Linked DNA regions of Mus musculus: region 1 is linked to region 2. A link is a contact called in ENCODE POLR2A ChIA-PET data. All regions are on one chromosome and are shown on one strand. Each heading gives the region's core, a stretch centred on a gene start or an enhancer-like site at or near the end of the contact. The rest is flanking DNA. Distances are from core to core; before and after follow the strand shown. Region 1 holds the start of Lrrc34 (leucine rich repeat containing 34). Region 2 holds the start of Mynn (myoneurin).

Region 1 (6,521 bases), core at 2,995-5,494, 46 kb after region 2:
CAAAATAAAAAAAAAAAAAGGAAAAAAGTGAGGAGGAGGAGGAAGAGGAGGAGGAGGAAGATGTTGACACAAAGTTTAAGACCCTTCTAATATCTGTAGTAATACCAGAGTCTTTGCAATCCAGGTTAACATAGCTAATTTCCCCATCATTTCATTTCTCTCCCATAACCCCACTATCCTTTTTTTTTTTTAATGTTGTGACAGAACATATGGAAAAAAAAAAAAGAAATCTAAGGGTTAGGCTCTCTGTTGGCGTACACCTTAAATCCCAGCATTCAAAAGGCAGGGGTCAGTGGATCTCTCTGAGTTTGAGGCTAGCCTGATCTACAAAGTGAGATCCAGGATGGCCAGGGTCATACATAGAAACCCTGGCTCAAACAAACAAACAAAAACAAAAGAGAGAGGGGGTTAAGGGAAGAGGGAGAGGAGGGGAGGGGAAGGAAGGGAAGGGAAGGAGGAGAAAGGAAAAAGAAATTTAAGGGAGAACATGTTGGTTTTAGGTTTGATTCCAAGTTAGATCGTCCCTTGAGGGGAGGTCACAGTGGGAGCAGCTTTAAGCAGCTAGTTCCCATCATTCTCACAGTTAAGAGTAGACAGAAAGAAATGAATACATGCTCATTTGGATGCATGTATTCAGCGTGATTTCTCCAGTTCAGGACCCCTGCCTAAGAAATGGTGCTGCCCACAGTGGGCTGAGTCTACCCACCAATTGACTTACTCAAGAAATTCCTCTACAGACACTGACACAGCCTCATCAAATAGAAAAGTCCTTGTTGTTCCCAAATGGAGCTAGGCTGTATCAGGTTGGCAAAGCTAATCATCAAACCCACTCTTGACACAAGGACACCTTAGGTTTCTATCTTTGTGATGAAACACCATGACCAAATCAACTTGGGTAGGAAAGGGTTATTCCACTATTGAGGGAAATCAAGTAGGAACTCAAGGCAGGGACCTGGAGGCAGGAACTGAAGGAGACGCCATGGAGGAGTTCTGCTTCCTGGCTTGCTGCCCTTAGCTTCCTGTCTCTTTTCTCATACCCAGGACCATATGCCCAGAGTTGGCACCAACCCACAGTGATCTGGGCTCTTCCATATTCATCATTAATCAAGAAAATGTCCCCACTGACTTGCCTACGGGCAATCTGATGGGAGTATTTTCTCAATGGTGGCCTCTTTGCCCATGTAAATCTAATGTGTCAAGTTAACAAAACAAAACAGATACAAGAGCAACAACCAGGACAAAGGACTTGGGGATATTTAGCCAGCTCATGGGAACTAAGGTAAGTACAGGGGCCCTGGCTTGAGGGCTCTGGGTCTAGTGCTGTCCCCATGTCAGATACCACTCCAAAGATCTTACAGTGTCACAGATCTACCCATTAACTATGTCCATTTTACTGAGCTTTTTTTTTTTTTTTTGGTTTTTCGAGACAGGGTTTCTCTGTGTAGCCTTGGCTGTCCTGGAACTCACTTTGTAGACCAGGCTGGCCTCGAACTCAGAAATCCGCCTGCCTCTGCCTCCCGAGCCATTTTCAAGTGGGGATAAAATGGCTGAATGGTCCAGGGTTCACAGGAATGAGAATCAGTGGAAACTTTTGATACAATAGAATACTTAGCTTCCTTACCGCTTTTCAATTTCTTCATCCAGTTTTTGGAGTATATTCAGTATGAAAGGATTAGTTTTCCGTATGTTTTCTGAACATAAGTAACAGTACTGGGCCTGGAGCTTCTCCATCGACTCTGGAGCTTTGGAAACATAAATGCATCATTCATCATCAGGTACCAAATGATCCCCAAAGCTTCAGCAACAACTAAGCTTCCTTCAAAGAAACGAGTGTGCATGCGTGTGTATGTGTAGCAAGGGAGAGGAAGGAAGGAAAGGAGAGAGAACTAAGGGTGGGGCTGGACAGCTATAAATATAACCAGAGACAGTGGGCAGACTGTGACTCCAACCAGCATCCTATCTGAAAGAGAACAACTAACCTCTATCATGTGTTGGGCTTGGTAGTGGAGAAAAAGATATCCAGAGAAATTACTCTGGGCAAAATCAAACTGACTCTAAAGCCTGCATGTGCCCCATTGGGTTCCAAAGACGGGGCAACAATCTAACTCCAGAAGGACCCGAGAAATTAGCCCACTTGGATTGGATACCTTGACACCAAACCACTTTGATAGCATCTTCACAGCAGATTGAGGTCTAGCTCTCAGAAGCATTTCCCCTACCTAGGCCCTCTTCCATCTCCTCGTTCTAAGTCTTTACTTCCTGTGTGTGGTGGAAATCCAGGGATTGTGCATGTGGAAGCCAGAGGTTGCTATCAAGTGTCATTGTCCTCTGTTCTCTGCCCTATTGTTTGAAATGTCACTGAACCACTATTACAGACACTGTTTAGGCTTAGATTGGCTGGCTCCAGAGCCCTTGAGAGCCACCCATCTCCAACCCCAAACGCTAGGGCTTCAGACATACACTCCTGAAGCCTGGCTGTTATATGAGAGCTAGGGATCAAAACTCACACCCCCATACTTGTGCTTCACCCGGTTCAGCCATCACCCCACCCCCACCTATGTTTTGCTTTTAATAAAAATAAACAAATAGGAGCTGAGGTCTCTGTTACGCAGCAGCTTTCCTAGTAGTTCCACTACTTTAAACTGTTACCTTTCCTTTCTTTTCTTCTTCTAAACACAGGGTCTCGCTGTGTTCTTCAGAATGGCCTTGAACTCACAGTCATCCTTCCCCGGCTACACAGGTATCGGGGATCACAGGTGTGTGCTAGCACACCTGGCTCCAATATTACTTTAAAGACATTTCTTGTGAACTCTGGGTCCTCCATAATGGAAGCCATGTTCTTACTCTTGTAAAACACTCATGCTACTGGCTTGATTATTCTACTTTCTGTGTACATGTATTTCAGAATACACTCTGCCACCTCACACTTTAAGTAGCCTGGCTTCTTAGATGCCAGCTGCTTCTCTAAATTTCTATATTTTAAAAGCATCCACTGCTGAGTGGCCATCTACACTCTAAGAGTTTACCACTCAAAGCTGCAGACCAAGACCTAAGATCTGCTATATTTAAGCTGAAAGGAAATGAACTTTTCTTATAATTTTTAAAATAGTTATTTTAAGTTTATTTGTGTTTGTATGTGTGTGAGAGAGATACACCAGGACTTAGGATATTTATAATATTTAGGTTCTGCTGAGCTTCGGAAGGGGGGATGGGACCTGAATGCCCCATTCTGAGATGTCTGTGGCACTTAGGGAAGGAACATCAACTAAGTGCAGTATTAGCATCCTGGAAACAGATGCTCCTGTGGTTTCTAAACAAAAGCCAGAGCTGGGCGCCTTTCTACTGGCGCCCTTCCTGCCTCAGGCTACTAACTTCTTGGGGGTGGAACACCAGCACTAATGGTGTCTGCCCTTCTAGGGGTCAAAAGCAAAGGCAGGACTTGAGTCTCTCCACGCTGTTTTCTTCAGAGGCCCCGTGACTGAGAAGGCAGCAGTCACACCCATGGGTGGAGGACAAAAGCATACAGTCTTTCCGCAGCCCCGTCCTCCTCTTCCATCAGGCTCCAGGTCAAACTAGCAGTGTCGGTGTTCCCTCCTTTATCATCTTATTTCCCTTATTAATGTCTCTCTGGGCAGTCTCTCCGGCCCCCACAACACACACTTTAAAACAATAGTCTAAAAGTAGTGGCAGGAACTCTGGTTTCTCACAACTGCCCAACAACTCCTGAATATATCCCCAGTCTTATGTTTAATTCGTTAAATTCATGGATGCACTCAAAGTGCACATGGAATTATATATATGAATGGAAATGTCACAATGAAATCCCTTCTTCTATATGATATTTAAAAAAAAATAAGATAAAGTGATTAAAAGAAACTGTGGGTAGTCTAGAAGTGGGAACTCAGAAAAACTCTGAGGAGCTTCTTGCTTATCTGAGGTATTTTCCCGTAACTTCCACAAATTCAGGGGCGCAGAGCCTCCCCTCCCCGCGGCATACCTCCCCCAGACCCTCCTCAAAAAGCAGGAGGGAGGCCAGAGCAAAGCCACTCTCCTCACGAAGACAGGGGACCAGCGTTGGTCAAGGGCGCCTCCATACCTGGGGCTTCTGCAGGCGGGATCCGCTGCCCTTTCCTTCGCCTAGAGCCCGGTGCCCCTTACCCAGCTCGCTTTGCGGACCTCGACCTCTAAAGAGGAAGGCCGCCGTGGCTGAGCTTTTTCAACAGTCTGCCCCTGCTCAGTCCTCACAGGGCTCGGCCCACTACGAGTCCAGTAACCAGAGTCGCTCCCATGGCAACCACAGAAGCTTCCTTTTGGAGAAAGAGGGAAGAGGCGGGGCCACCGTTAAGAGGGCGGGGTACTCTATAACCTCGAGGCCTGAAGTGGGAGGCAGTGATCATCACTTTAAGCCTATCCGCTCTAGGTTACACATTCTGATGGTGGAGCTTCGAGGGTTTAGGAGCCTCATCTGCTGGGCTAGGGACTAGGACTACAAACCCTGGTGACCCAGCCTGTCTCACCTTTTCCGAAGGGCTAAGCTCGGAATCTAATGGTAGAACCTCCAAGTGTGTAGTAGTTTAAAGGATTTTTTTTTTGAAGGGGTAGAGCCCCCTGGAAGAGTTTCCTTGAGAAGGCGACTTCCAGACTAATCTGAGATGGCCTATCCCAGTGCCAAGCTGCAGATGCACAGGTACAGTCAGTACTCAAGAGTATGGAGGCAGGCAAGGTCGTATCCATGTGGAGTCTTCGCATCTTCTTTGTAGTAAGGCTGTGAAGGAATGGGGCAGGATGTTCGGGACCCTTGGATGCTCGGTTGTAGACCCACCGATGATGAATCTAGTCTGGAAGTGGGGTCTGAAATAGTCACAGAAATCTAGGAGAGGTGATAAGTTAAAAGTGAATAACTAAATATGTAAGTCCTTGCCACATAGGCAATTTCCATCCCTCTGCCTCTACTACCAGGAAAGCCCGGGCAAGGCCGAAGTTCTGGGTGGGTACAGGAATTGAGTTTCAAGGTCCTTTCTCCACAGGTAGCATGCTAAAGTGCAGAAATATGTGCATTTACCCCTTGAGTTTCCAGGAAAGTCCCTAAGTTAGCCTCTGCCCCTTTCTGTCTCAGATTCTTTTGAATTAAGAAGGTAGAAGAAAGGAAAGGTTGGAGATGCTGTACCAGTGGGGTGGGAGGGGGAAAGGGGAGGGGGAAGGGGCAGGGGAGGGGTGGAGTGGGGTGTGCTCTGCCTCTGGAGCAAGCAGTACAGCAACTGACTGAGACCAGGATTCTTCTTAGTCCTACCTGCACCATCCCCAAAGGGCTCTTATCGATCAAATATCTAATGGAACCCTGGCTGGTGGGAAAACTCACCCTGCACTTGCGAGTACTCCAGACTAGAGGAGTTGCCCCTCTTGACAACCACGGAACTATTAAAAATTGTTCTCTTTGGTTGGGTTCTCCTGTCCCAGGCATGGTTGGTTTGTTCAGTTAGCTTTTTGTTTGCCTATGGAAGGCTGGCTTCTCTGCCTACCCAGCCTCACCAGACATGACCTTCCACCGGTCTTTTATATACATAGAGAAAAGTGGTTGCTGATCATTAATTTTCATCTCTGATAACTTTATATATAATATATATTATGTATGATATAATTTTTCTCAATGTCTTCTGGGGGTGATGGCAAGAGCTATGACCTTTTGGAACCTTCTAGAACTCATCTGAAACTAAATCAAAATAAGCATCTTAAAAAGTTATTTGTTTTTGTTTTTCTATTGTTTATAAGACGGGGGTCTCACTGTGTATCTCAGGCTGTCCTGGAACTCACTGTGTAGACCAGGTTGGTCTCGAACTCACAAAGACCTACTTGTCTTTGCCTCTCCAGTGTTGGGAACAAGGTGTACAACACTATGTATGCTCATCTGTGAAAAAACAATTATGCAATTTTGGGGGTGAGCTGGCTGGGAGTCCAGGAGCTCCCGAGGACAGGTGAAGGCATGGGATCCTCCTGGAGCCAGAGTTACAGGCAGTTGTGAGCCTCCAGATTTGGGTGTTGGGGTCCCCAACTGGGTTCCTATGCAAGAGCAATAAGTGCTTTTAAAGTATTTTTAAAGGCATTTTTAAGCCTCTAATCAAGCAAGTTTTTGAAGCTGAAATGAGGCCATCTGTGTGTTAACACATGTGCACAAACTTCCTAGAAAGAGTTGCTTACCCTTTAACTCTCAGCCTGACATGATTTTTTTTAGAAAAAAAAAAATCTAAATTTTATGTTGCAGAATAATTTCAGTCATTTAACCTTTGCGCTCCCCTCCCCCCACCTCCCAATCCCCCCTTTCACGGTATTTCAGATTTGACATAATTGACACCTTCAAAACCCTGACCAAGGAACTACTGAGACAAGAACATTTACCCAAGGTTCTTCAGAAAAAAGAACCCCACCAGCTCACTGATAGAACATTTTTCATTGATGGTTCCAACCAGGGGTTGAAGACCATCCCGTCAGAGATTTTGGCATTAAAAGAATTAGAAGAAGTGCAT
Region 2 (7,019 bases), core at 2,875-5,374:
CGGGGGAGCTATAACCTGTACGGCAGTATTGGCAGGTGCCAGCTTTGCCACATCCTTAATGAGTCGCTTATCTAAACCAGGAAAAGACGTTGATCCTCCCGAAAGGATGATATTGGAGAAGAAGGAGTTCCTGAGATCTGTATCACATTTCATTATGCTGCCGAAGCACATCTTGTCGATGCCCGGAGCATCAACATTCACAAGATATGGAGAAAAGAGGGCCTCTGGGCAATGAAATAACTGCTTATGGAGTTTGACAGTCTTTCCATCAGGCAGGGTGTATATTTTCTCTAGGTTAGAGTCCTTGGTCATTTCATCTTCATAGTTCATCGCCACATAACAAGCATTCTCTTTAATGTCTGTAACAACCTTCCTGTCCCCGGTTCTAAGCAGCATGATACCATCACCCTTCAACAACATCATGAGGTAGCTGGTGAGGTCAGATCCTGCCACATTTAGCTGTTTTACACCATGAGATAGGCAGTAACCCTCAAAGATGGGCACACACTGAGTAATCCCAGCTCCTGAATTCAGCACCAGGCCAGTAGTAAAGCCAGCAGCGAAGAGAGCCAACACCGCCTGGGCGGACATGTAGAAGGCAGGGACTCCCAGATTCTCAAAAAACACTTCGGAGATGTGTTGCCGGTCTGCCAGTGGATTCAGCGCAGGTTCTGTAACCAAGACCGGGCCATCACTGGCGTTCAGGTTCAGGTTGTAGTCATAGATATGCTTCCACATGATCTCCATGTCCCCCCAGGAGGAAATGAGACCCCGTTCCACTGGATAGCTGGAGGGAGGACAATAAAATATATAAGTCTTGTGCTTTTATGGTTGTTGCTAATGGTGGTTTTAGATTTGGCTTAAATTATTATTATTATTACTATTACTATTATTATTATTATTTGATAGTTCTTGTTTTGAGACAGAATCTCATTATGTTGTGCTGGCTAGCTTAGAACCCATGACACTTGCCTCCAGCACTCAGGAGGCAGAGACAGGCAGATCTACGATTTCAGGCCAGTCCAAACAATAGAACTAGTTTTAGGATAGCCAGGGTTACACAGAGAAACTCTACATCAAATAAACAGACAGACAGACAGACAGACAGACAGACAGACAGACAAATAAAACAAACTCAGTATGCAAACCAAGATGGCTTGGAATGCACAGACTCCCCTGCCTTTACCCGATTGAAGGTGAAGGCTACCATTCTTAAATAGAAACTGTTAATTCTACCTTTCTGTTCCTTTGCATCCAAGGGGACTATTTATCATTATTGTTTTCTGTAATTGACAAAGTAACTTCCAGTAAACAGCACAGCTACTTTTCTCTGCAGTCATTTTGCTTGGCTATTTTTTTCTCTTCTTTGGAGAATGTGACTTCAAAAAGTTGGAAACTTCCCACATTCTGGTATAATTGTAAATAGTTCAAGAGACCACACCGCATGACAAAAGTCACACGTCAAGCCACATTCTTACGCAGGCACATCTAGCATGAACGGCCACTGTATGCTTGAATATATTTGTGTATAGAGAACAGAAGTTTTTGTTTGTTTGTTTGTTTTGGGTTTTTGTTTTTGTTTTTTGTAAGGAGTGGCCTTGGGGTTCCTTCCCTGGTCCTTTCGGGGTGGCTTTAGCTATGGGCTCTCCACCCACTTCCACAAAGCCCCCAAGACTGCAGAGTCCCGCAGTACCTGATGGATAGGAAGCTCCTGCGCTCCTGCGCTTGATCACCCACACACAGCTCCTGCCTGCTGTCCGCCGTATGGCCCTTGGACCGGCCCAGAATATTCGGGTAGACAAACTGGGGCTCCCGGGTCCCAGCCAGGCCCGCCTTGATCATTCCCGAGCCGTTGTCGATCACCACTGGTGGCTGGTAGCCGCTCATGCCGCTGGTGCTGCTGCATCTGCGCCTCCAGACCGCTCTTCCCAGGCTGTGCGGTGACAGGTGTTGGTAATGTCGCGTCACAGAGGACCCGGCCATCTGCTGGCCCGCATGACATGAGTGAGGTGCCTCCTGCGACCGCTTTCCATGGGTTGAGCATCACCGCTGCTCCTGGAAGCTCTCAGCATTAATACCAGAAAACCGGGCTACCCTTGCAAAACATAGAAATCTAACAATTTGCAAGAACCTTTCTCAAACACGCTGAATGTCTATTAAAAAAAAATTCTCTTAAGTCCTTGCACTGTGGTTAACAGTAGTGTTCCAGGGCGAGTGGGAAGCTGGAGGAAGACCCTTAACACCGGCCTTGGAAATATCGCTACAGGAAGGCTCTGCCTGGCTTCTGTAAGGATCAATTTCAGGGAGTGCTGGGGTGTGAAACGAGTTTATGTTCTGTATAGTAAAGTAAACAACGTTACATCTTTCCTGTCCTTTCTAAAGATATACACAAAAAGGCAAAACCTTTTGGGTTTTGTAAGATGGTGCATTTTAGCACAGGCTGCCCTCGAACTCAGCGGAATTCCCCTCTTCAGGCTCTGAGTTCTGGGATGCTCGGCTCCCCTCCTTCCCCTTTTCTTTTCTCCGTTCATTTCTCTCTCTCTCTCTCTCTCTCTCTCTCTCTCTCTCTCTCTCCCTCCCTCCCTCCCTCCCTCCCTCCCTCTTCCCCCCCCTCCTTCCCCCCTTATTTCATCCTTTTCTTCATCTTCTGGATTATATCTCTAGGTCCTCCGAAGCTAATTTTCATTTCCTGAGGTTGATGTTTTAGGAATAAGAACATGTCTGCCATTTGGTAAGAATATAAATGCCTTAGATCATTATGAAGTTCAGTTCAGAAAAAGAAAGTACACTGCGCAGCAAAAAATGAACGTCTTGGTGTCTGGTTTCGCGCATCCTTTAGGGGCTTTAAAACAGCACACAAATAGAAGCTTTGGTTTCGAAGCAGGATGGGGAAAAGGGTAATTTACACGTGCTTCCACCAAAACCCGCCAAAGCACTGTACTGCGCCAAATCACAGGCCCTGGCTACAGCGCGCCGCTGCTTCCCAGCTGGAGGAAAGCATAACCTGTCTAAAATGAGAAAAAAAATGAAATTCGGCCAGGAACTAAGTGTGCCTGCTGGTCTCTAGTGGTGTACCCGCCGGGCTTAGCAAAACAAGAAAAAGACAGAATGAATGAAAGGAAGGAAGGGAGAAAAAGAAATTGCAAACAAGTTCAAACTTTTAAATAGTCTCAGCCTGTTAAGTTAACTGTGCTTTGTTAATATTTTTTCTCTCTCCTCATTGAAAAATGCATAAACCTTAAACAGGTGTGAAACGTATATGACGACATCACATAAGAAGAACATTTCAACACACCAGTGCAACCAAGTTTCCGTAGTGTAGTGGTTATCACGTTCGCCTAACACGCGAAAGGTCCCCGGTTCGAAACCGGGCGGAAACATATCTTTTAAAACGGTAACCCGCCCATTAAAGAAACGACCTTGAATCAGCTGTTTTAATGTTGATAACAAACGCCCCAACACACAGACGAGAGCAGCAACAAAAAGGGCTGATGAAGTAGGTAGCTACTGATTCTAGAAGGCATTCTCCCAATCTCTAGCCTCTGAAGCATGTCTGTATTCAGTTTTCTCCCCTCGAGATTCCATTTCCCCCCCCTCCTGTCAGGCTAAATTTTGTTCTTAATTTATATGTCAACTTCACTAAATATTTCAGAATTAACACATTATCGAAAGGGTTTGACAAAAAGATGAAATTAAAAAGAAATTTATACTCAGACATATAAAAAAGTAGCCTCAACATTTTTCTTATAAAAACGACTCGTGGTTTTATTCACAAATTCTTCACAGAGATATAAGCAAAAAGATTCCGGTATGGAAAAAACTCTCAGAGTTTTTGAGACTGTCTTTTAAATAAAGTCACAGGTAAATTCCTTAAAAAGCATAAACGTAACTTATACCAACAAACGTTTCAGTTGTGCTTTTTAAGATTTATGACGTCCGCAGGTTCTAGGGAAGAACACATCAAAACTTAACTTTGCTCTTCTCCCTTTACTGCACTAACTCTGATTTCGAGGTAAATAACTGTGCTAAAATTATTCTGGTTCAGACGTAGGAAAACCTTTTCCGGTAGAAAGCCCACCTTCCTCCCACGTTGCGCATGCCCAGTGTGCCCTGCTGCTTTGCTTTGCTTTCGAACATCTCATCTCTGTTGCCAGGTAAGGGCATTCTGGTAGATGAGCTTTGGTGAGCCGGTTCAAACAGAATTCTGGGGGTCCCAAGAGCTTTCGGATATGCAAAAGAGGAAGGAGTGATTGGTCTCGACTTAAGCATATCCCTCCCACTCGCCCCGGTCAAGAACCAGGGTGCACAACACAGTCATCTCCACTGGAGGGGCGCTAATGAAGACAGGATGACAGGCGAGGAAAAGAACTACAACTCCCAGCATGCAGCGCGCAGCGCGGTTCCCGGAGAGGCCGGCTCTGCACTCAAGCCCGGTCTCCATCCAGAATCTGGGCCGACAGCTGCGGGCTGACAAGGTGAGCAGCTCGCACCGGATGCGAGTGAGCAAGGAGGTGTGATCCGGAGACCTGGGCATGCCGGGAAGTCAGGGCTCTGAGACCCAGCTCGCCGGCCCTAGTAGACTTTTAGCGTCCTATCTCCGGTGTCCCCAATGGACCACACACCCGGACGTGACGCTATCGCAGAGGAGGAAGGGAGAGGCGGAGCGTCGCAGTGACGTCCTCCCAAGATGGCGGTGAGAGAGTGAAGAAACTGTTTCCCTTGGGCGGCTACGGGTGAGTGCCGCCCTCTGTCTGGCCTGTCGTCCCTGCGTTCTGGGATCCCGGGGTCTTATGTGGTCCGGCGCCTCGGAGATCGAGCGCGATTCGGGGCGGAGGAGGGTGTCTAGGCAGAGGCAGCGTCCGCGGTATATGTAGTCATGGCCGGTGCCGTGGGAACTCGCGGGAGTGCAAGCTGGGAGTGCAAGGCAGCGGTGGCCGGGGACTGGCTAGGACTGTCGCCCTCCGCCGCTGCCAAGCAAGCAGCGGGCAGGCAAGGGGTGTGTCCTCCTCCGGAGAGTGATGGAACCTTTGACACAGCGGGTCGGGGCGTTCCCGCCCCCTTGCACTTGCCTGGAGCTTGGAACCTCACCATCTCTGCTTACAGGGTTCAGTGATCAGAGAGCAATGGGAACAACTCGTATCGTGTTCTTATCCTGTTTCAAGGAGGCTTTTCTTAGTCTATTTGTTTAAGCACCTTCAGGTAAAGATGCCTGTTGGAGCTTAAAAGTTTGAGGGGTCAACTCTAGAAGCTTAGGATTTTACGGCCCTGTTTACAACTGTGACATGTTTTTTTTTGTTGTTGTTGTTTTTGTTTTTGTTTTTTTCACTGCCTTTTATTGCATTAGTGTTCTAGTGCAGTAAAACAAAGAAAAGCATTTAATCACCACGAGTGTTCGATGAGGCTTTTGGGGGTTGGGAGGCAAAGGAAGAGCTGTGTTCTTTGGGTTTAGTCTTTTGTCCCACACTCCCTTACCGCTGCATGGGTGAATGTTTGATGAAAGCTTACGGCTATCAGTTCACCGTCTCTTCTTGTCTTTTTTAGATCAAGGGTGAAATCCCATTCTGCTAGCAAAATGCAGTATTCACACCACTGTGAGCACCTTTTAGAGAGACTGAATAAGCAACGGGAAGCGGGATTTCTTTGCGACTGTACCGTAGTGATTGGAGAATTCCAGTTTAAGGCGCATAGGAATGTGCTTGCCTCCTTTAGTGAGTATTTTGGGGCGATCTACAGAAGCACTTCTGAGAACAATGTTTTTCTTGATCAGAGTCAGGTGAAGGCTGACGGATTTCAGAAACTGTTGGAGTTTATATATACAGGAACTTTAAATCTCGACAGGTAAAGTACATGTTTTTATTCAGTTATAAAATCTAGTCTTTAGAGCTAGATTCCTGTTTTTCCAGTTTGCTCTCCATGCTCATTCTCAGTGTTGTTACACAACACACACACACACACACACACTATAGCTTCAGTAGAACTGTTGAGGATGAAAAGATGTTTGGTAAGCACAAAAAACACATTAAAGCTGGTGGTGGGCGGCAGAGGCAGGCAGGACCTAATAAATTCAAGGCCAGCCTGGGCAACAGAGGAAGTTCCAGGACAGCCAGGGCTACACAAAGAAACCCTGTCTTGAAAAAACAAAAACAAACAAACAATACACATTAAAGTCAAGAATTCCATCTGACAGACTTATTCACCAAAAAAAAAAAAAAAAGGCTCTATTTCAATTTTGCAAATTCTGAATTTAAAGTAGGTTTTCCTTTGGTCTTCATGTCCCTCAGGCCCTCTCTCACACAGTCTCTGTCCGTTGCTGCTTCTAGGGTATTTGGAGTAGAGTTGTTGAAGAACCACCTCAGGCCTCATGGCCTCATGGCCTTCTAGTGCTCATATTTAAATGGCAACGTGCAGGACTTTCTGATTGTGGTTCTGGAAAGTAACTTCGTGGAAATGCAAGTAGCATTAAGTCTGTTCCCGTTGTCAACCTATCCAAAGCTTGAATCAAGCCAGAGGCATCACTGTGTTTCTCTTAAGGGTCTTAACCGTTGGGCTCCAGAGGTGCATTGGTCAAGTGCCTGCCGTGCAAGGATGAGGACCTGATTTCGGGTCCTTAGCCACCAAATAAAAGCAGTTTTGTGATACCAGTGCTGCTGGGGTGGAGCTCATTAGCCCGCCCGCCCGCCCTCCTGCCAGCCAGCCAGCCAGCCAGCCTAGCAGAATCTGGGAGCTTCTAGCTCAGGGAAAGATCCTGTCTCATATAATAGGGTGTGAAGGGCAACAGAGGAAGACACGCAGAATCGTCTGCGGCTTCCATACACAAATACACACACATCTGCATGCATGTGTGCACAGGAACACACACAGACTATGCCAAAAGATGCTTATTGCTGCCCCTTTATAGTAAGTAGGCTCTTCAGAGTCTTATAATAGAGATATATTGTTTCCTCTGTATAAAAGCTAGGCTGATAGTCATACATTCCTAGTTGTGGGAGAAAAGTAGAAAGGGCAGAAGCAAAAAGGAT

The links. ChIA-PET counts read pairs that join two places held with the same protein, here RNA polymerase II (POLR2A).
Region 1: POLR2A ChIA-PET joins it to region 2 with 35 read pairs in embryonic stem cell. The contact joins the promoter of Lrrc34 here to the promoter of Mynn in region 2. POLR2A ChIA-PET finds 5 or more read pairs at or near these places in 4 of 5 experiments (Patski and embryonic stem cell).

Annotation. Positions count from the first base shown.
Region 1 is chr3:30,643,574-30,650,094 of GRCm38, forward strand. Lrrc34 (leucine rich repeat containing 34) reads right to left here and starts at 4,245. Exons shown (of 11, transcript NM_027941.1): 1 at 4,097-4,245; 2 at 1,622-1,742. The coding sequence starts at 1,731. Lrriq4 (leucine-rich repeats and IQ motif containing 4) reads left to right here and starts at 4,396. Exons shown (of 6, transcript NM_001290510.2): 1 at 4,396-4,687; 2 at 6,332-6,521. The coding sequence starts at 4,653.
Region 2 is chr3:30,597,963-30,604,981 of GRCm38, forward strand. Mynn (myoneurin) reads left to right here and starts at 4,125. Exons shown (of 8, transcript NM_030557.3): 1 at 4,125-4,733; 2 at 5,542-5,838. The coding sequence starts at 5,573. It overlaps n-TVaac8 (a tRNA gene), which reads left to right and starts at 3,308; the gene lies at 3,308-3,380. It overlaps Actrt3 (actin related protein T3), which reads right to left and starts at 1,908. Exons shown (of 2, transcript NM_029690.2): 1 at 1,694-1,908; 2 at 1-787. The coding sequence starts at 1,887.